2 separate regions of the Mus musculus genome follow, and region 2 is linked to region 1. The links are chromatin loops, found by intact Hi-C in ENCODE. Cell type or tissue: left cerebral cortex. All regions are shown on one strand. Links, peaks and the distances in the headings refer to the core of each region. The heading gives the core; the rest is flanking DNA. Region 1 overlaps Abcc2 (ATP-binding cassette, sub-family C (CFTR/MRP), member 2). Region 2 overlaps Erlin1 (ER lipid raft associated 1).

Region 1 (11,445 bases), core at 4,042-9,041:
TTCTCACTTTAGTGAGACTGTCTCTGGTTTGCCTGTTATTCGGGCCTTTGAGCACCAGCAGAGATTTCTAGCAAACAGTGAGAAGCAGATTGACACCAACCAGAAATGCGTCTTTTCCTGGATTACCTCCAACCGGTGAGGCCTCCCTTAAGGATTTACCTAAATGAATGTTTCAGATTTCTGCATGTCTGACAGTCTGACATTTGGCATGGGAGAGCAGGCATAGCCAGTGGTATAAAATGCATCCTGGATGGACACGGATGGACACATACACACACACACACACACACACACACACACACACACACACATACACACACACACACGACCTATCAAGCTATGTAAATAGAAAGAAGAAAGTACGGACTTTGGAGTTACAGACTGGTTCTTCATCCCAGGCCCATATTGAGCAAGCTAGGTGAATTGCCATGCCCTCGATAAGGAGATAGCATTGTCTTTCTTTTTCAGTGTGTCTCACAGTGATGGTAAAAGTCACATGACATATGTGAGTATTTGAAAACTCAAGTACCGTTCAATTGCTGGGTAAATTGAACGTCTTGTGTTTGGTTCCCTGAGCTGGGAGATGAGACGTTTCCTAGGCACGATGCTCAAAGGTGATGAAGATGCAGAGGCCCCAGGGAGGGGAGTCAGGAAGTTTAGTAAGATGCAAATGACAAGAAGGGAGAAGGTCACCTGCGCAGACTGGGAATCAGGAGACCGTGACAAGCAGTTAGGGATGCCTTTGAAAGAGAAAGATCCAGGGAACAGAAATTCTTCAGTGGCTTGAGTTGTTAAGGGCAGGCCAGTGGTGATCATATTATTTGGAACATGGAGAGGTCAGAGGTTCCAGTTAGACTTAACTCACACGTGGCCCTTGAATCAGGTCTCATCCAAAAGGGCTAAAAATAGTTTAGATGAATTTGTATGTTAGGTTTTGAGCATTTGCCCTATGTAATTTTTATGACTTGGGACTTGGGGAAGTATTTCATTGTAGGATTCCTTTAGCTTAGGAGACTCTTCTAGAACCTTTAAAATGTTACTTATTTCCTTCAAAAATCAATGTAATGGACTATTAAAGATTCAAGTATTTCTAAACCAAAATGAGGTCGCTCCTAAGAGCACAGCGTACCAACTGAAGCCTCTAAGAGTGTTTTATGAGCCCCCAGGTTCCTGGTGCAGACGAGAGAGTAGAGACCTATGACCCCTCTCTTTCTGCTTCCGTCACTGCGCAGGTGGCTTGCCATTCGCCTGGAGCTGGTTGGAAACCTGATTGTCTTCTGCTCGGCCTTGCTTCTGGTTATTTATAAGAATTCCTTAACCGGGGACACTGTGGGCTTTGTTCTGTCCAACGCCCTCAACGTGAGTCTGAGGACTGAAAGTCTGGCTAAGTCAATCAATCTGACTCTAGGTCTGATGTGTATGCAGTGAGGAGCGCATGGCTTTTATTCTTTTCTGACCCAGAAGGACGAGGAAGACGGGTTCAAACCCTGGCTCCTAGTCTTCACCTGAGAGCACTCTGCTTACCTTGTTTAAGTAGGCACAGTACCATCTGCCAGAGCAGGCACGGATCCTACTGTCCTAGCGGCTGGAAAAGACAATGTTTCTATGTCAATGGTTTCTTGATCATTTTGCTTCCTTCACTGGTTCCAGTCCTCAGAGATTATACATTTACTCTCTGGAATATCAGATTAATGAGAAAAATCCTTTGGTCAAACAACTCCTGAGTTTGCTTTTCTTATATCACAGAACAAGTTAAAAACAAAATTATTATGAGGACTCTGACAGAAGCATATAACAAATGTCACTACGGCACTGCAGGACACTTGGGGGCTAAAGGCTGACATTTTACATCCCAGCGTGTGAGACTGTGGCTTAGCACCACCTTAGCTACTTTGGACATTACGCCATCTCACTATGCAGCTCTTCCAAGTACCTTATATTTCATGTGCTTATACTGCACTGTTGACATTAGAAATTAGTGAGGCTCAGCAGGCAGGGGATGATGCACGTCTTTAGTCCCGGCACTCAGGAGGCAGAGGCAGGTGGGTGTCTGTGGGTTTGAGGCCAGCCTGGTCTACAGAGTGAGTTCCAGGACAGCCAGGGCTACACAGAGAAACTCTGTCTCAGAAAACAAAAACAAAAATAAAAACAAACACAAAAGAGATTAATGAAGCTCAAGGAGGCTTATGAGAGGGCACCCCAGAGTCACTTGGTTTTTTTTGCCATTTTATTTATCCCTCAAGACAGTCAAGGCAGAGTAGGACACCGTTAGATTGAACCAAGATTAAATATTCAAGTGTCAGCAATTATACATGGTTCATCCTACACAAAGTTGCCACTCTTAGTCTTCATGGCCTGGTCTGGGGTGTGTGGCTGTCTCTCTCTCTCTCAGCTCTCCTTCACTCCACAAAACTCCTGTGATATGTGCAAGCTCTCAATGCCTTCTTGAAAAAGCTCATGTCTGAGTAATCCTAGTACTGCAGACTGGCCTGCACCATGTGGTTAAACACATCCGTGTGGTGGCTGGGAGACATCTAGACCCAGGGAGGACAAGGGACCATATGGAGACCCAACCTTGATGACTAAGAGAGAGACAGCAGCTTGCTTGAAAGTCTGCTTGTTCCCCGATTCTTTTCTCATGGTATCCCCCATTTGTAGAGTACCATCTACAATTCTACAAATACACTAGGTTTGCAGGCAGGAGACCTGAACTCTCGTACCAGTTCACCAAGAGCCAACCTCTTTCACCCAAGCTTTACCCCTGAACGATTCAGAGTTCATATTGCCCTTCATGTGAGCACCACACAGTTGAGTATTCAATTGTTACCCAGCCAATCAGTGTACTGGTCTTATTTCTATGCTAAGAAAATAAGAATTAAAAAAGAATTACCCTTTTTATATCACCACAGCCCTTGAATATAAATTAACTGCTCAGTTAACCTTGTGGTATAACTAACTAACTGAGGTGGTTTCTGAACCTGAATATGTATATGTGTGTGTGTGTTGTATGGTATTATGTGTGTGTATGGTGTGTGTATATGTGTGTGTTGTGTGTAGTATGTGTGTGTATATGCGTGTGGTATGTGTGTGTGTATGTTGTGTGTGGTATGTGTATATGTGTGTGTTGTGGTGTATGCTTGATATAATTTTTTTTCTTCTATAGATCACACAAACCCTGAACTGGCTAGTGAGGATGACGTCAGAAGTAGAGACCAACATCGTGGCTGTTGAGCGAATAAATGAATACATAAATGTGGATAATGAGGTGAGAGTTATCGAAACTCGGGCGGAGGTCCCCAACACGCTCTCAAGAGGGCATCTTTACCTTTTTTTTGGTTTTTCGAGACAGGGTTTCTCTGTATAGCCCTGGCTGTCCTGGAACTCACTTTGTAGACCAGGCTGGCTTAGAACTCAGAAATCTGCCTGCCTCTGCCTCCCGAGTGCTGGGATTAAAGGCGAGGGCCACCACCGCCCAGCTGCATCTTTAGCTTTAAAGAACAACTTTCAAGTCTCACATGCTCTAACCCAAAGGACTTAATTTCTTCAAATGTAAGAGGAGGAAACAGTTTTCCTAAATGGTGGTGCCGTTCTAGAAACCCATAGAGCAACCTTGTAGGGTATCTTATTGAATAAAGTCAGAAAAGCCCAGTCCACTCAGGTAGAGGTCCCCGCTACCCTTCTGTCAAATGCTATGAGTCCCACGGCAGCTGTTGGCTGGACTGCTTACCACGTCCAGCGTTTCTCATCCTTTCCCCTTGCCAGGCGCCGTGGGTGACCGACAAGAAGCCTCCGGCAGATTGGCCCAAAAAAGGTGAGATCCAGTTCAACAACTATCAAGTGCGGTATCGGCCGGAGCTGGATCTGGTCCTGAAAGGGATTACTTGTAACATCAAGAGCACCGAGAAGGTGGGTGAGAAAGACGGCTCTGCTTGGGAGGACTCAGGGAATAGCCGGGCACAGAAGGAGGGTCCCAGGCCTTCGCCGTTTGGGTGCAGGGAGAGAATGGGGATTCTTCCTGTACTCTGGGAACGCAGAAGGGACCCACCCGGAGGGCTGGATCCTGCCTCCCTGCCAGCCCACTGGGGCTCATTTCCTGTGCGGGCTTAAGGTGTGAAGTCTCAGACCTGGACGCAGAACTGCTGAGCCTAAGCAGGAGAGAGTCTAGTGTTCTGGTCTTTGAAGTTGAGTACACTCTTACAGGTCTAATGGAGCAAAGCTATCCATCAATTAATCAACCTGGGCAAGGGGGCTGAGGACCAGGGGTGACCCAAGGCTCATCTGGTGACAAGTCTTTCCTTCCCGCTACTAAAAGTCAAAACAAACAACCCAGTTCTCCCTTTGGCAGCTCAGATACTCAAATCAGAGCATCATGGGCAGATTAGCATGGCCCCCGAGCAAGGAAGGGGACACACAGATCCATGAAGTGCTCCGCAGTTTAGAGCTGGAGAGTTAGCCATCCCCAAGGAAGCACACGGCAGATGTCCGTCCCTGAAAACGTACATACACGCGGCGTTACACAGACCACGCAGCTCACGCTTAGGGATGTACGTCTGTGTATTCATGTGAATATGTGCATTACATATATGCGTGTAGCAACAGTTAATGAGAAAAGAGACAATGGATTTGAGAGATAATAAAGAAGGGTGTGTGTGGGAGGCTTGGAGGGGAGAAAGGACGGGGAGAAATGTAATTATACTCTCAGAAGACAAGAGAGGTAATACAAAATAAATTATTACATTTTTATTTATTTTGTGGGTGTGCACATGCATGTGTGAAGGACACAGAACAACTTGTTCCACCGTGTGGGTTCCAAGGGTTGAACTCGGGTCATTTGGCTTAGCAGCGAATGCCATCACCTACGGAGCCATCCCAAAGTTCCTTTCTGTCTACTTAAAAAAAAAAAAAGATATTTATTTTATGTGTGTGAGTACCCTGTCACTGTCTTCAGACACACCAGAATGGGACATCAGATCCTATTACAGATGGTTGTGAACCACCATGTGGTTGCTGGGAATTGAACTCAGGACCTTTGGAAGAGCAATCAGTGCTCTTAACCACTGAGCCATCTCTCCAGCCCTCTGTCTACTTTTTAAATGAAATCTTTTTTAAAAAGGGAATAAGCTATGACTGTCAAGATTGGCGGTGACAACAATGGAGAAGAGGGTTTGTCTATTTCCAGCGGTCACGGTCTTCAGCACACAACTCAGGCGGAGTATGGGAGAGCCATTTTTTTTCTTGACATCTGGGCATTTTTTCCCTCTCACCAAAACTAAAAGCCATTTGATATATTTGGTATGGGGTTCTTTTTATCACGTGCGATTGTGAATACATAGGCTAAATTTTTTTTCCTCCGAGAATTGCATGTTGAAGTCGATGTAAATGAACTATATTCACAGGTCGGTGTGGTGGGCAGGACCGGAGCTGGAAAATCATCCCTCACAAACTGCCTCTTCAGAATCTTAGAGTCTGCAGGTGGCCAGATCATCATTGATGGGATTGATATTGCCTCCATTGGACTGCACGACCTTCGAGGGAGACTGACCATCATTCCCCAGGTTAGTTAACGAGGATTTACTTGGGCACACGCAGTGGGGAAACACTGACATGCATTCAATTACAAAAACAACTCTGGCAGTTGTATTGCTTAGTTTTCTTGTCATTGTACCTGTCAAGAAACAACTTACAGGAGGAAGGGTTAATTCGGCTCACTGAGAAGGGGCACAGTTCTTGGTGGTAAGGCATAGCAGTAGGCATGTGGGACGGCTGGTCCTACTGTGTCTGCACTCTCCAAGTGTCAAATATAGACACTCTCTCCCAAAAGTTGACTATCAAGATTCATCTTCATACCACGATTCCAGACGAATTCCCCGAGATTCTGTTTCTCGACTAAAAAGTTCTGTATTTTGCATGTGACCGGTGGCTGCTAGAAGCTACCAGTAGGTGGCAGCAACGCGCCAGCACTCGGATAGAGCAGATGATTAGTTGGCGTTTCTGTTAGCCCATCAGGGTTTGCTGAGACCTTTGTAATTAGCAGTAGCAATTTTGCCGCCGAAGCTTGAAGTCATTAAGCTTTATACTCCTCATTTGATGCGGCTAAAAGATAGAGGAGGGAATTTGCTGCGGGTTTTTGCCAGCAAGCGGAACATTCATCGTATCAGCAAGAAAGACCTCCCTTTGGCTTGCTCTATGGACCCCACCGAGTTAAGAATTGCCACAGAGACCTCTCCACTCACAGGAGGCGGAGAACCATCGCTCCCTCTGCACTGTGGCCTGGTGCCTGTGGAGGGTTTAATGTTGCTTAGTACAATGTGACATTAGATGCCCTCTCTGTCACTCTCCCCTCTATTCCACTGAGACAAGGTCTCTCGAGGAACCTGTAGCTCGCCGTTTTGGGATTTGCTGCTGCTGCTGCTGCTGTTGCTGTTGTTTTAAGATGTTTTATTTTATGTGCTATGAGTGTTTTGCCTGTGTGTATCTAAGAGCATTTGGACCTGGCTCTCACAGAAGCCTGGCATTAAGATCATGTGTTAAGGAGTGTTGTAAGCTGCCGTGTGGGTGCTAGGAACTGAATCTGGATCCTCTGCAAGAATACTAAGTAGCAAGTGCTTTTAACCACAAGCCCCTCAGGAGGATTTTTGTCTTTGGCCTTTTAAAGGTTTTGTTTTGACTAGCTCAGTGGTGGGTATCTCCGGACAGCCTCTAGTCTCTGCTTCTCTCTCCCTCTCAGCGTGAGCACATAGGCTCCACTTTCTGCGGGATGCTGGGTACTCAAACTCGGGCTTGTGCGTGAGAATATCTTGTCAGGCCCCGGGTTTTCTTAGTTTAGTGCATTGTTCTCTGTGGCCTCTTCAAAACATAAGAGTTTCTCAGATGACTACACAATCTCTTTCTATGTCTCTTGGTCTCCCTTGTCCTAAGCCAGGAGGCTTTGTTTCAGGAAATGATGGTCTTTTCATCTGGATGTCTACAAGTGGGTCCCAGAACGGAACGAAGCAGGTGCAAACCAAGGACCACCGCACCCCCACCCCCCACCCCGTTTAGTGTTCCGGTTGCAGGTACTCGGGGCCTTCAGAGGCTTCCAAAAGCTCAATCGTGAGCCAGCTTCCTGCCTAGAGTTCATGCCAGACCACTCCTACCCACGTTCTCCTGGCCACAAAGAATGACTGAGCCCTTTGCTGACATAAGCCCTGATGGCTTCCCATTCTCCAACTTGCAGGACCCCATTTTGTTCTCTGGGAATCTGAGGATGAATCTCGACCCTTTCAACAAATACTCGGATGAGGAGATCTGGAGGGCCCTGGAATTGGCTCATCTCAAATCCTTTGTGGCTGGCCTGCAACTTGGGTTGCTCCATGAAGTGACAGAGGGCGGTGACAACCTGAGGTAAGCTACTTCTTCCACGGGCTGTGTGGGGGTGTGAGGGAGTTGTTTCTTATGTTCTGGTCTTAGATACCATCTGGCATTGTGGGATTTATAACTGTGTAGATCAAATTCCTAATGTGTAAAAATGCGATAAAAGCAGATGTTAAGCCGGGTGTGGTGGTGCACGCCTTTAATCCCAGCACTTGGGAGGCAGAGGCAGGAGGATTTCTGAGTTCGAGGCCAGCCTGGTCTACAAAGTGAGTTCCAGGACAGCCAGAGCTATACAGAGACACCCTGTCTCGGAAAAAAAAAAAAAAAAAAGCAGATGTTAAAAATGCACAGGAACACATGTTGTTATGAAATGTGCCCTTTCTGTGACATTATATGACATGAACTTACAAGTGCCATTTTAGTGGAAAAATCACAGAAACCAGAGTCTCAAGGCTCAGCAGCAACAGCTGGATCCCTGGTCCAATCTGGTATATTTGTTATGAAACACAGACTGGATGGACATGGGGACATGAAGATCCCCTCGGGCTATAAAAGGCATCTCAGTTTGAGAACCTCCAATCTAAAGGGACACAGATAAGATTTACTGCCAGCAAAGCTCTTGGGCATTGCAGAAACACCTTAAATTGATAACAGTGACTCTCTGAGTTTATAGTTTTTACCTTAATATATATATATATCCTGACACTTGGCTTGTGGTCTTCACTGTGCATTTGTTGACGCAAGGTTCTGGCCTTCTCCCCATGAGAGTTTGGGGCTCTCCTTCACATACTGAAGCTGAGCCATTAGGCAAAGCCTGTGGCTCGTGGGCAGTTCTTGCTTTTGACCCAGGTACCTCCACAGTGGAAGGCCAGGCATAGACCACCAGCAGCTAAAGCATCAGTAGATCAAACAAATGGCCTGGAAGCTCTGGATAAACGTAGGAGCTTCATATGAACACGGAAGCTCAGCCCGTGTGCCTTCTAGTCTGAACCTACATCTTAGCAAGGTTCCCAGGTGGCTTGTGCGCTGTTACCTGAGAAGCCTGCTTAAAGCCCTGGTCCCCAACTAGACTGAGGGACTCAGCCAGAGAACTTAAGTTCCACTGTCCAGACTGTCCCTCAAAACCAACTGGACCCAGGACCACGGTGACTTCACCCAGGGGACACTTGCATGGCTTGGTGGCAAATGTCATCTGTCTTGCTTTCCTTTGCAACAGATACAGGGGGCAGCAAGGCTTAAATAGCTGTTTAGCCCTATATAAAAGACCACTCAAATATGCAGTCAGTAAATATGTATTAATACCTACTATGTGCCAGGCACTGGAGACACAGAGGCAAACCTCACAGACCCAACCCTGGATTTCCAAGCACATAAAACATATTGGGAGAGGCAGGCTTATGGGATAAATGGCCACACTGTTAATACTGCAGGGGCGACATGGGGGACATTATGTCAGGATGTGACAGTGACATTCCCTGTCTTGCCCGTGCAAAGAGATACTTCACTCTCTTACTAGGGCTTTTACTTTAGACCTGCGTTTCAGACTTGGTTTAGGGAATTAGAACTTGCATATATCAGAGGAGGAACAAATCAGATTAAAACACCTTTGATAAGTGACAGGGGTGAGCACCAGAGAGCAGAAGAAAGCCCAGGTGGCACTGTGATCATAAAGTACAGTTGACCCGGGCAGAACTTTGGTCCCGGCTAAGTTGTGATTCTGCAGGGTGCCTGATCTTACACTACAGACAAACATTGGGAGTTCATTTTGTTTGGCTTCCTATCTCTGGCAGAAATGTTCTTACAGAGGAGTTACAGGACGTTAGTCTAACTACCCGTTTATTACAATCCCTAATGACCGCAGCAGGCAAGAGTAATCAGCAAATTCCCAAATTTTTCCTTCACATCATTTCCCAGAGCTCCTTTATGTAAGCAAGAGGTCCAGCTTTCATTATAGACTTTTACCAAATTAAAGCTATTTGCATTTTACAAGTATATTTGAATTCCACATACATTGCATCTCACACCAAGACACCAGGCTCATTAGATAGCGTCGTCTCTAATCAAGGCAGAAAGTCTTAAACAAATAATTAGCCTGAGACTAGAATTGCACATTAAAATAATGAATGCATTTGCTAAGGCCACAAAGAAATGGCACTGGGGCATCCTTAGGAAGTGCCACCCTATGTCAGCGGTGTCAGGGCAGACACTGCCGGCGTATGCTCCTGTTATTGGCAACTGCCGCTATCATTTGCCAAATGCAAAAAAAGCACTGTTTCTGGGGCAATGTCTTCCAAACTTGCTTGAACATGAAAGTATCTGGAGTGCCTATTAGAAATGTACATCTCTAGGCTGTTCCCAAATCTGTATTAAAGGAGATCCAGAAACAAACTTTTTAAATCAAGTATTCCCGGTAAGTCTTCTTACTGAGGACGTTTAGAAAACATTGCCTATAACGGTGGCCATGGGGAGATTTTGAAGTCGTTTTGGAAATCTAGATTGGATCGAATCATGAAACTGACCCCAAGCTACAGCCTTCACCCTAGTCTTTGGAACTTATATGAGGCTTCTTCTGTTGATTGCAGCATAGGGCAGAGGCAGCTCCTATGCCTGGGTAGGGCCGTGCTTCGAAAATCCAAAATCCTGGTCCTGGACGAAGCCACAGCCGCAGTGGATCTAGAGACGGATAGCCTCATTCAGACGACCATCCGGAACGAGTTCTCCCAGTGCACGGTCATCACTATCGCACACAGGCTGCACACCATCATGGACAGTGACAAGTGAGTGTGTGAGCGCCATGGACAGCGACTAGTGAGGGGGCAGAACCTAACCCAGAGCAACAGTCACAGCTTCAGCTAGAAGCCCAAAGGCACGCCACAGCAGGAGGCTTAACGATGTTATTTGGAACTCTGAGGCCTCACAGTTTTAATACATTTAGCCAACATTGTACATCAAGCTAATAAAAGCTAATGGGGCCAAGGATAAAATAAGAAACTGTACTGGGACTATGGGAAGCTTAGTCAGTCTTACACAGATGACAGATGTGGACATGGGCCTTCCCAGCTACCACAGCCTCAACCTTTCCTACAATAGGGCAACTGTTTGGAGAGGAAGGAGCCCCGTCTTAATCCGAGCATCCTTAAACAACAAGTACTTTGTAGCAAACACATGTATCCTACTGCTCTGGCCCCTTGTTGAGTGTTAGACATAGAGCCCTACTAGCCCATTGACCAGTGCTCACTGCTGTGGTTCACTGACTGTTGTCACCTGATCGTTAGACACAGGGCCACCGCTGTTGGCTCCTGCTCACTGCTGAGGTTCATTCATTGTTGGTGACTTACTGACTACAGCTTAGTCCTGGTTGTCCTTACAGATTAGGTAAGCGGAGACTCGCGACTTTCTAAAGATTTCCTTTCCTCTTTATTTCAGGATAATGGTCCTAGACAGCGGCAAGATTGTTGAATACGGCAGTCCTGAAGAACTGCTGTCCAATATGGGTCCCTTCTACTTGATGGCCAAGGAAGCCGGCATTGAAAGTGTGAACCACACGGAGCTCTAGCAGTGCTCCCTGGCTAGCGGACTAGAAGAACATTTCTTAGTTACTTTTGTTCTTGTGACTGTGTCATAGGGGCACAGATACACAGTTTGTTGCTGTTGCTCAGGTTGGCCTCAAACTCTAAGGCTCAAGCAATCTCTGGTCTCAACCACCCTGTAAAAAAATACACTTAAAAGGGTATCATAAATAAATACTTAAATAAATAGTATCAGGTACCTTAGAAAATCCACAACTGAGCTGGGGAGATAGCTCGGTTGTTAGGGTGCTTGCCTTGAAAGCGTGAGGGTCCGATTTGATCCCTAGAACCCCCTTATTATCATTTTTTTTAAAGTACGGGCATAGTTGTCCATGATAACAGTTTGAGTGTTGGACAGCCAGAGGTAGTCAGGTCCTGGGGCTCACTAGCCAGCCAGCAGAGCTAGCCTGCTTGGAAAATCCCAGATCAGGAAGAGACCCTGTCTCAAAAAAACAAAAAAACAACAACAAAACCCCTAGGTGGACAGAGCCAAAGGCCTCAACACGCACAAACATCTGCATAC
Region 2 (11,445 bases), core at 3,881-8,880, 220 kb after region 1:
CATGGAGACTTGATGCTTCAGAGAAGTAGGATGCTAGAGAGGTGAGGTGGGAGTGGGTAGGTGGGTGGGTGAGCACCCTCTCAGAGGCAAAGGGGAGGGGAAGGAGGTGGGAGGCTTGTGCAGGGGAGATGGGTAGAGGGAAAACATTTGAAAGGTAAATAAATAAAATAATAAAAAAGTAAAACTCACAAAAAATTAACTGTGTGAAAATGCTTTAAGAATTTCTTAAATTCTCTCAGGAGTTGGACAGTTTCATTATGGCTTAGGAAAAAGAGTTGGTACAGGCCTGTCCCATACCCTCTGCTGAGTCACACTGCTAAGAAGCTCCTGCATGCGAGCAGAGGCACTGAAAAGGCAGTCAGCACACAGCAGTGCTGCAGTAAGAACAAACTACAAAGTGTGAACTCTTCAGCAGGAGTTCCCGAATGGATTCCTGCTCACAGAGTGAAATTATACCGTAAACTGAAAAGGAGCTAGGCTACTTTACTATCTACTGGCTTCACTTACTTTAAAGGTTTAAGGACATCTGAACGTACAATGAAGGTTGCAGAATTCTCCACTACACATAATGCTGTCTTATGTCCCCTCACTGTCAACATGAAATTGATGAAGCACGGGACAAAGTCACAATACAGAGTCATTCATTTCACAAATAGATCCAAGTACCTATAACAGCCCTTTTCCTCTCCGTCTCAGCTTCTTTCTCCACCACCTTTTGTTTCTGTGCAGCTATGAGAAGTTTTGTCTTCTCTGCCTCCCTGTGAAGTAAAACATACAAATCAGAAAAGGCTCTGCCTTTCCCTTCTTCCCACCACCTTGCCTGCTTTGTGGTCCTGGGGATACAGTACAGTAACATGCAGGTTTGAGAGTGTAACGCAAGCGTATCCTGCATATGACCCTTCTGAATAAGGAAAGAGAGGGGACGGGGCAGCGAGAGATGGAGGGAGGAAGGAGAGAACCCATAGGATTCATCTATTAGCGGAAGCAATTGTATGTAAAGTTTAAGATACCTTCCTGATCCTTCAAAAATTACTTCTAATAGCAGCTCAGATTCATAATCTACCTCTCAGCTTGACACTTCATAACTCTACAATCAAACAGAGGAACTAAAACTGTACAACAAAAGATAGACTAGAAACTTGCTATATTCATCTCCCCACCCCGTGCGTGCGTGCGTGCGTGCGTGCGTGCGTGTGTGTGTGTGTGTGTGTGTGTGTGTGTGTGTGTGTGTGTGAGAGACTCAGCCCTGTGCATGTCAGGTAAGCACTCTGCCATGAGCCACATCCCCAGCCCTCATCTACTGTAGTCCTGATTTTTGTAGTTATTTTTCATTTATTTTTATTTTTCATTGTAGTTATTTTCATTTCATTTTTCATCACTTATTTTCCTCTCAACAGCCAAAAATTTTAAATGTATTTATTCTTTCATATATAATCTATGAGAATATTGCTATTTCAAATATTTTAAATATTATCATAAAGAGATCCTCTATAATACTTAGAAACTAATCCCACATCAGGCAGATAACCTCTTTCTTCCCAGTTCTGTACACATTAAAAAGACAAAGGAGTCAACTCAAACTCAGGCAAAACCTCCCTACAACTATCACAAAAGAATAAAAAAATCCCTAAGCTTTATACTAACTAAGTATCTACTCATTAAAAAAAGATCCCCCCCCCTTTAAAAATATGTATGGGTGTTTTGCCTGCCTGCCTCTGTGCAGTGTGTGTATGTGTGTGTGTGCAGTGGCATGGAGGCCAGCAGAAGGTACTGAATTCCCTGGGACTTATCTATTCTTATCATAATAATAAAGTAACAAAAAGGACAGTCTTTTCCACATTAACAGGCTTCTCTGCTTTATTACTATTTCATCCAAGGCTCTATTTATATATAGATTATAGCTCTTTGTATCTCCAACAATCATCTCCCAACAAGCTGCATCTCTGAGTGCTGCTCTGAAAATGCCCATACATAAAGAGAAATCCAGTAGAATTTACCGGGAATTAAGAAACAAAAGGTAATATTACTAAAGTACAGAAAACAGCTATTTATCCAATCCCAAATTAAGCATTTTCTATCTTTTCCCTAGACTGTTACATTAATATACAAACAGTTTTAAATAGAAATATTAGGACCCCATGAGTGTTACTCACATTAATTCAAAATTTCTTCTTATGGCTTCTGGGATTTTGGGTTTTGTAACACGCACAGCCTAAAAAAAAAAAAAAAAAAAAAGTGAAAAGCCAAAATATATATGAAAAATAAGTATTCAAACCAGTCATGGTAGCATACACATATATAATCTAGTCAATCAGATGGGAGTTCAAGGTCACTGTGGGCTACACAGACAGACCTAGGGAAGAACAACAAAACTCCAAACAGAAGGCAGCAACAATGGAAGTCCTTTGACCAAGCCTTCTACAGGAGAGCTCCTCCTAGGGCTCTCATTTAAATAACAACTGTAACACAGTTCTCCACTAACTTACACAAGGATCCCACTAGCAAATCTACAACTCTGTTGGCACAGAGCCAACGATGAACTACCAGTTTACTCAAAAGGTGCCAGACCTCAAGAGAAAACCACCTTACTCCTGAAAGAAAGTAAACTGGGAAGTTCCCCTTAGAAAATAGTTTACAAACCTCCGTAGTTGGAGAGTTTTATTTGCCATTTCAAATTTGCAAACCAAAGAAGGGAAGTCAGGCAACGGAACAAGGTTGAGAGGTAAATTATGTTAAAAGCAATGAAAATTCCAGGCCGGTGTGTGCAACTAAATTCTGTGTCCAGTTAGCCAAAGGTCACTTCCTAAAGTTACAATTCGTTGCTTGTATGTATAAAGCAGCCCAAAGCTTTAGAAGTGGTTCTCAACCTATAGGTCACAACTACTTTGGGGGTCACCTATCAGATATCCTTTGAGTATCATAGGAGTCATATGTCAGACATTTTTTTACATTATGATTCATAACATAGCAAAATTACAGTTCTGATGTAGCAATGAAATAATTTTATGGTGGGAGTCACTACAACATGAAGAACTGTATTCAAATGTTAGGAAGGCTGAGAACCACTGCTTTAGGAAACTAGCAACTCTGCCGGGCAGGGGTGGCCCACACCTTTAGTCCCAGCACTTGGGAGGCAGAGGCAGGTGGATTTCTAAATTCAAGGCCAGTCTGGTCTACAGAGTGAGTTCCAGGACAGCCAGTGAGTTCTCAGGCTACACAGAGAAACCCTGTCTCAATCCCACCCCACCTCAAAAGGAAACTCGCACCTCTGAGCTTGCACTCTTCTTTCTTTCTTTTTCTTTTCCTTTTTTCCTTTCCCTCTTTCTTTCCCTCCCTCCCTCCCTCCCTCCCTCCTTCCCTCCCCCCCTCTCTCTCTCTCTTTCTTTCTTTCTTTCTTTCTTTTCTTTCTTTCTTTCTTTCTTTCTTTCTTTCTTTCTTTCTTTCTTTCTTTCTTTCTCTCTCTCTTTCTTTCTTTCTCCATTTAGAACCAGGCTAACCTGTATTTCTTACTGATACGTTGTTGTTGTTCTAATCACAGTGGACTTCGGCATAATTAGGGTATCAATTTGGAATCTTGCTTTTACGGGCTGACTTGCCCACACTAAGGACTTTATCTCCGGAAGCTTTTGCATTTGCTAACCAAACATCCTGCACCTACCACTGATACTGCACACACATAACTCATGATTTGATCTCTCTTTGAGAACTGGCTAAATGTTTAAGTAACAAAGCCTTTAAGCACATGAACCTTATTTTTTTTTAACTTTCAAAACTTCCAATTTTTTAAAAGACATTTTTACACTTGTTTTGTGTGTACATGTATGCAGAAGCCAGAGGAAAACTTGTACTGTACTAGGTGGGCTCCAGGCAATAGTGTGTTTCAACAATAAATAGTTGCTGAGCTATTTATTTCATCAGCCCATAATTTTCAACAATCCTTTCTTTCTCAGTTTACTCATGGTTAATTTTTTAACCCTGTCTATAGTGAAAATAATATCTCCATCAGTAGCTAAGCTGATAGTACAGATGTAGTAAAGACTGTTTATTTTAAAAGACTAGAAAAAAATGCATATGCATTTGCTTAAGTTTTTCTAAAATGAAGGAATTCTCTAGCATTGTAGAAAAAAATCACAAGGGGATTTTAGACCCTAAGAATCAGCATCATGCGTTGGATTCCCAAGCATAAACACACAAGCAAGCATTTGTCAAGCTTCTGACGACCTAAGAATCTCAACCTCTGAGGGCTGGAGAAATGGTTCAATGGTTAAAGAGATTCAGAGAACCAGGGTGGATTCCTAGCACCACGTGATGGCTCAGAACTGTAACCAGTCCCAAGGTATCTGATATCCTTCCTGGCACCAGGCATGCATGTGGTGCACAGACATACTTGAAGGCAAAACCCCCAAATACAGAAATGCTGCTGCCATTGCAGAGTTCTAAAAAACCACTCGGTTCCTCATTTACAAACAAAAGTCAAGACCAAACAAACAAACCCCAAAAAACCAAAAAACCATCTCTGTTCTTTGTTTAATTTCTAGCCCTTACTGGAGAAATCACCTAGAAACAAACAGGATGAAGGTAAGCGATTTCTTCAGGCTATCTGTGAAAATGCATACAAGTTCCCTACTACTACAGCTGGGACACAGAGATCACCAATTTCTGGGGCATATTTCCAGACATTGGTAAAATATCCTCAAGTTTCCCCCAGGGAGGGGCCAATGCTTCAAGTTGGCGGTGGCTTTCAAAGCACAAACACAGAATACTTCGTAACCTGTAAGTTTCTAATTACCTAGACAGAAGGCTGGAATTTATCCTCTCTAACCCAAAGGCAGAGATGGAGAAAATCAAGTATTTGACTGATCTTTCTTTGAGTTAAGCCATGTTTGCCTTGGTTGGGCTCCTGGGAGACAGAAATTATACTTATAAAGTAGCAAAGAAATAATTTTATGGCTGGGGGTCACCACAATATGAGGAACTGTATTAAAGGATCGCAGCATTAGAAAGGTTGAGAAGGTGTGAGGGCCTCCAAACTTTCTGCCTAAAAAGGGCAGCTTGGAAAAAAAAAAGGGCAGCTTGGGAAAAAAAAAAAAAAAAAAGGGCAGCTTGGTTCTTGGCTTTATTTTACCAGAGCGCTCTCTCCTTATACAATGTACTTAAGAATAGGGGCATTTTCAATGACTTCATAATTGTCAAACACTTTACTAATGGCTCCTCAAAACTGCCCCTAGAGTCCAGTGCCCCTCAGAGCGCTCACAGGTCCTAGCAAATGAGCTTCTTGCCTAACTTCCACAGTGACTCATTTGCTGTAGAAAAATGTACAGATCCAAAGAAGATGAGCATAATTCTACTTGGATGACATTGACCTTCTGAGAATAAGAGCCTCAGAGGCGACTATTCTGACTCATATGCAGGCAGGAAATAATGCATGGTGAAGACTCCCAAGTCTTCTCATTATTTAACTGGCTTGACTTGCCTGAACAGGATGAACAGTGGAGGAGGACATCATGTCTGGCTCATCTAGACACGTCTCCATGGCCAGAAGGAACCAAATCATTTAATGTCTGTAGAAGCAAAATGTTTTCCAGACCGGGCAAAGGTGGAGCCAGTCTTTGGATGCTAAAGCAGAGCTCATAAGCTTGACTGAGTCCATCGTACAGATCCCGACAGAATGGCACTCACATCATGGTTAAAATCTCTCACATCACTGTTAAGTTCATGAGAAGATCTGAAGCAGAGATGGGTAATGCTGTGTAATAGTTCCTTTCTTTTACAATGAAGTAGCTTTCCAAAATATAGTTTCTCGAACTTTCCAGTGAGATAATTCTTTTTTTTTTTTTTTTTTTTAAGATTTATTTATTTATTATATGTAAGTACACTGTAGTTGTCTTCAGACGCACCAGAAGAGGGCGTCAGATCTCATTACGGATGGTTGTGAGCCACCATGTGGTTGCTGGGATTTGAACTCAGGACCTTTGGAAGAGCAATCTGTGCTCTTAACCACTAAGCCATTTCTCCAGCCCCAAGATAATTCTTCTACCTCTTGTCTAAGGTCCACAGGCACATTACCCACTGTGATCTTATTCCTCTTTATGTCGGTCGGCTGCCCCGTGGCTTAGTGGACATGAAGGTGGCACGCTAGGCCCCTCTTTAAATTGCCTGGGTCCTCTTGACCCTGATGGACTACAAGGGTAGGTGTGGAGGGGAACAATCAACCGCAGAAGTTCTTTTTGAGGTACCCATTGGTCACCCAAACCCTTGACAAATATGGCTGTGCCCAGTCTAGAGATTAACAAGGTACAAAAACTACGGTGGCTGAGATGCTGCCCTAATGCATCCTGGGAGGAGTTAATGGATTGGAGTACCTAGACCACAACACCCCACCACTCAGAGAGCCAAGCACAAGGGTTTTAAGAGCAAGCATTCAAAACATCTTTAAGAGGACAAGATGCTTGTTTAGCATCAGGGAGTCCTTGGGGTGGGGCCTCAGAACCACAAACAAAAACAAAACGTTTAAGCAGCACAGCATCTCCCATGTGAAAGAGAACAATCAAATCTGTAGGTAATACTGAGGACTGTCATACTAGTCTGAGGATCACAGTGGGATAGAGTAAGGCTCTGTGGGACAACGTCAACCAGGGGAGGTCATAAAGACAATTCAGTGGCAAATTCAGAAGTCAAAAATTTAGAACCAGAATTTATGAGATAACAGGTTTCCCGGTGTGAACAGCAGACATGACGGCGACTTCCACTCTGGATGGCTGTGATTCAGAGGAACACAGACATGCTATATTTAAAGACTTGCCAACTATCTTTTCAGCCTTATAAAAAGAAGCATAAAATAAGAATACCTTGTGTGTGTGTATGTGTGTGTGTGCAGTAATTGTACAAATAATTGGTTTCATTCTGAGACTTTCATAGTGGACCTTTTAAAGAATTTGATGTTTGAGGCAGAACATGCTACAAGCTTGCCAATCTTGGGAGACATCCTATTCAGTATAGCAGATACCATGAGTTGATTGAATCATGAGATATTTAAGGAAAACAAAAAGACAATGTATCAAAAAACAATGACTAACACATACACAAGGGTGCACATGCGTATGCATGCATGTACACACAGTGGCAGGAATGGTGAAGAAGCTGATGAAGTGAATTTACCTGATTTCAACTCAGTGTCAGCATATAACAACTCACTCTGTTAAGTAACACAGAAAGCAAGTATAGCCATTTTCACTATTCTACGTTGCCACCATAATTTTTCCAGAAGGAAAATGGGTGGAATGACAGAAAAGGAAACAAGGACGGGCTGTCACAGCCAGAGCTATTTGACAACAGAAATATTCAGCAGGCATTTACTCCGTACCAACGGCTCTTTTCTCTAGACACTGGATACATAGTGAACAACAAAGTGAGATTGCTCTCACTGAATTAAAATTTTTAGAGACAGGAAACAAACAAACAAAAAAAAGGAAATGAGGGTGCTCCCATGGGGAAGGGAGACAACATTTGAAATATAAATAACCAATAAAAAAAAGGAATGAATGAGAAAATTTCAAGTAATTATGAGTACTACAAAGAGAACTTAACTAGGATGACCTGAAGATCAGGAAATCACTAAGTCTAGAGGAAAAAATTAAATCAAGACTTTGACATAACTATATTAACTTAAAAAAATCTAATGCAAAATGTATTAGAGACAGTAAATTCCACAAGGTAGATATTTGAAGTTTCATTTAGGATATGAATTTTTCCCCTGCATCAAAAATTCTAAAAGAAACAAAAAATGGCGAGATCAAGTAAACCCGTAACTATATTTTATAAATTAAACACCAACTTAGGTAACTGATAGTTTAAAAATATCAATAAAAATGGCAGAAATGCTAAAGGCCATTATTTCTGCATACATGATTTACCTTAGCAAATTTTAAAATTCAATAAAAAGTTAAGTGAGCACAACCAATAAACCTGAAGGTCTAAAACTGCATTCCAAATATTATAAGAAAAAAATAGTTGGATAAAAAGACAAAATTAAAAAAAACAACATATTTCAAGGCTACAGCAATTTTTATATGATTTTTTTAAAAATAAAAAATAAATATAAATAAATTCAAAAGATCTTAGCTACTGGCAAAAGAGCAAGTAGAAAAGGGGGTAGGGACCCAAAAAAACCAGAAGATCACTGTCACCCAGTTAGGATAGGGAGGAATCGAAGTCCCACCTCATAATTAATGCTAAAACAAATCACATGATTTCACATGAATCAAAGCCTTCCATCTTAAGAATATGAATGTAAAGTAATGGTTTCTTAATGTTATCTAAATTAGCCTTACACAATGTGAGAAGCCACTAAAATGCTGAAAGACTTATCTTTGTGGCAGGCAATTACAGAGAGCTACAACTGGTCAAAGGGCAAAGAGAAACATCATGGGGTGTCCAGGGCCGACTGAGACATTTACAAAGTAATTCCTACACCTAAGGCTCAGGAGACATTGCAGAAGAGGGGGCAGAAAGACTGTAGGAGCCAGAGGACCAAGAAGTCTGCTGAGAGAATACAACAGGGAATCCAACTTCTTCATTTTGGTAAGAGAAGAGACAGAAATAAATGGTATGCCACCAGGGATGGCAGCCACCCACATAGCAGCTAAGATTCATCTAACTCCAGCTCGGAGGCACTGAGGCCCTGTTTGGCCTCTGAGGGAACCAGGCACAGACAAGGTGTAGACACACATGCAGACAAAACACCCATACACATGAAAACAAAACAAGAAGAGCAAAGCACATCAAATCAGCTGATCAGCAACTGGGCTAATGAACTGAGCAGACAGTTCTCGGACATCCACCCAACAAATAGAGAAAATATACTGAGACAAGGGGACCCAGTATAGTGCTCCTAGTCATAACTGTGCTAGGACTCCTTTATTAATGGGTTATCATTAATAAACAGGTATCAACAAGAAAAGAAGTCAAATACTCAGCCTAAATTTAAAAGATTTTAAAGACTCAGAAACTCCTAGGCCGTATAAACATTTTAGCAAAGTAGCAGGATACAAAATTGATATACAAAAATCATTATGTTTCCTATATACCAATAATGAACTTCTCAAGAAAGAAATTTGGGGAGGGGCATGGAATAACTTTTAGGAAGTAGCTTACCTGGATAGTGAGACCTGGGGCCATGGTGTTTAAATCTTTTTGCAGGGCCTGCTTCAGGTTTTCATCTATTTGATCTGTTTTTGAAGCCAAGAACAACAAATCTCATGATATTTGGTTATTTTTAATTGACACCAAAACAAAACCAGTCAGGAGAGACCCTGATTCCATTCTTGCTCTGTCACAGAGCTTAAGCAACTTGATAAACAAAGTTTTTATCATGTTTAAATGAGATGAATACAAAGCATTTTTTGAGAAATTACATACTAAGAAAGATGACAAACAGCCATTCTAAGTTTACCCTGGAAATATTTACCTAGTGAGTTCAATTTAACTTTGGGTCAATGTTTATTGAATAACTTAACTAACACGTTTACTAGATTAGTAATTACTGACTAAGGCAGCTTTTGAATAAATGAAGGAGTTGAGTCTCTAGTTTCCTAATGCCTTATTCCTCTCACAGCTCAGATTGGTCTAAACTCACAATTGTCCGGCCTTAGCTTTCTAGGTGCTAGGATTATAGGTGCACCACCACATCTAGCCTATGTATTATTGATTTTCATAATTTTAAAATTAATCTTTACACAAATAAGTAGATGTCATTTCTGTTGGTTACCACCTTACTATCACTTTGAACTTAAAATCAGAATTTAAGTACAGGTAGTGTGGCACATGCCTTTAATCCCAGGTCTTGGGAGGCAGAGGCAAGTGGATCTCTAGGTTCAAGGCCAGCCTGGTCCACAGAGCAAGTGCCAGGTCAGCCAAGCCTATAGAAAGAAACCCTGTCTAAAAAAACAAAAACACAAGCAAACGAGAGAGGCAAGTCTTTGAAGAACAGATCAATTCAACCATAAGAAGCGATTACTTTACTCGATCTCCCAATGGATGAAGTTTTAATCACCTCAAGGGTGGTTTCACCATTACCAAAGAAAGCAACCAGTGGTGTGACAAGCCAGGCACTGCAGTAGCTGCCAGTCATCAAAAGCTAGCAACTGGCTTACTTACATTTTGTTTATCTGTGTGTTACTGGCTCTCCGTCCTCTGTGGGAGTCCAGGGATTGAGCTGTGGCCATCAGCCTTGCTGGCCAGCACCTTTACTCCCGAAGCAATCTTACCAGTCCCTCGCTGGGTAAACTTTATATTGATTAACCATCCCTTTACCTCACTCTGAGGTAAAATAAACTAAAATCCCATGCAGAAATGAACACCAAAGGCAATAAACGTGATTCCTTGGTTAGAACTTACATAATCCCAACTGCAAACGTTTACAGAAGGCAGCATAGCAGTGTGCTATGGCCCTTTGTGCTTGCAAGTGTGGGTCTGGAGAGGACTCTCATTCTATGACAGAGCTGGTAAAGTGGTTTATACACAGGAGTTTGTGCGGAACACTCTTTCCTTAGAGGCTTAGAAGTTTGTCATGTGGTTGGCAGAGGGCGTCTATACGATCAACCCCCAGGGAAATTTCGAGGTGCTGAGTGTCTAAGGCGCTTGCCCAGCAGTCAGCGTTTCACATGTCTCACAGGCTGTTACTAAGGAATCAGGCACAGCCTGTGACTCCACAATGACAGGATTCCTAGAAGCCACATGAAGTTTCTTTTTTAATGCACACTATGCCGCTTACTTTTGCTGGTTTTTATCCTTATCCTTTGTGTAATAATCTTAGCTGTGACTACAACTACATGCCAGGTCCTGGCTGTCTGAACAAATCCTGAATCCAAATTGCCTGGAAGTGGATCTTAAGGAACGCCTGTGTCTTAGTTTCTATTGCTGTGAGAAAACGCAATGACCGAAAGCAACTTGAGGAGGAAGGGGTTGTTTCATCTTACAGATTACAGTCCATCATGAAGGAAATCAAAGCAGGGCAAGTAATAGAAGCAGAAGCCACAGGGGCACACTGCTTAGGGCTTGCTCACCCAGGACCACAGTTAGCTATGCCCTCCCACATCAATCATCAAGCAAGAAAAGACTCCATATGCTTGCTCATAGCCCAATCTGCTGGGGGGTATTTTAATTATTGAGGCTCCCTTTCCCAAATGACTTTAAACTATACAACTAGCCAGCACGCTCCCGAATATATCGTTAATAAGCTAGCACAGTAAAAATAGAATATAGCATGTGAATAGTCATTTTCTTTTCATTTCTTCCTTCCTTCCTTTCTTCCTTCTCTTCTCTTCTCTTCTCTTTTCTTTTCTTTCTTCCTTTCTTTTTGGTTTTTTGAGACAGGGTTTCTTTGTCTGGAACTCACTCTGTAGACCAGGCTGGCCTCGAACTCAAGAAATCCGCCTGCCTGTGCCT

Evidence for each region. Peaks named below come from ENCODE experiments on the same cell type or tissue, not always from the same donor. Only the 100,000 strongest peaks of a DNase experiment are listed, where the experiment ranks them.
Region 2: a loop joins it to region 1, with 2.2 times the contacts of the local background. A loop is called at or near these places in 2 of 42 quality-filtered maps.

Annotation. Positions count from the first base shown.
Region 1 is chr19:43,826,649-43,838,093 of GRCm38, forward strand. It overlaps Abcc2 (ATP-binding cassette, sub-family C (CFTR/MRP), member 2), which reads left to right. Exons shown (of 32, transcript NM_013806.2): 25 at 1-135; 26 at 1,233-1,359; 27 at 3,164-3,265; 28 at 3,763-3,906; 29 at 5,397-5,555; 30 at 7,217-7,383; 31 at 9,936-10,130; 32 at 10,780-11,445. The coding sequence ends at 10,909. Among named protein-coding and RNA genes, the nearest start is that of Gm10768, 6.4 kb to the right of the region's middle. In left cerebral cortex, for the core only: a CTCF peak has its summit at 5,931 (motif pointing right); a DNase peak (open chromatin) is centred at 5,951.
Region 2 is chr19:44,046,969-44,058,413 of GRCm38, forward strand. Erlin1 (ER lipid raft associated 1) reads right to left here. Exons shown (of 12, transcript NM_001164360.1): 7 at 9,154-9,227; 8 at 2,154-2,212; 9 at 667-758. It also overlaps the pseudogene Gm18230. Among named protein-coding and RNA genes, the nearest start is that of Erlin1, 17 kb to the right of the region's middle. In left cerebral cortex, for the core only: no CTCF peak of the experiment used is centred there; DNase peaks (open chromatin) are centred at 6,768 and 8,620.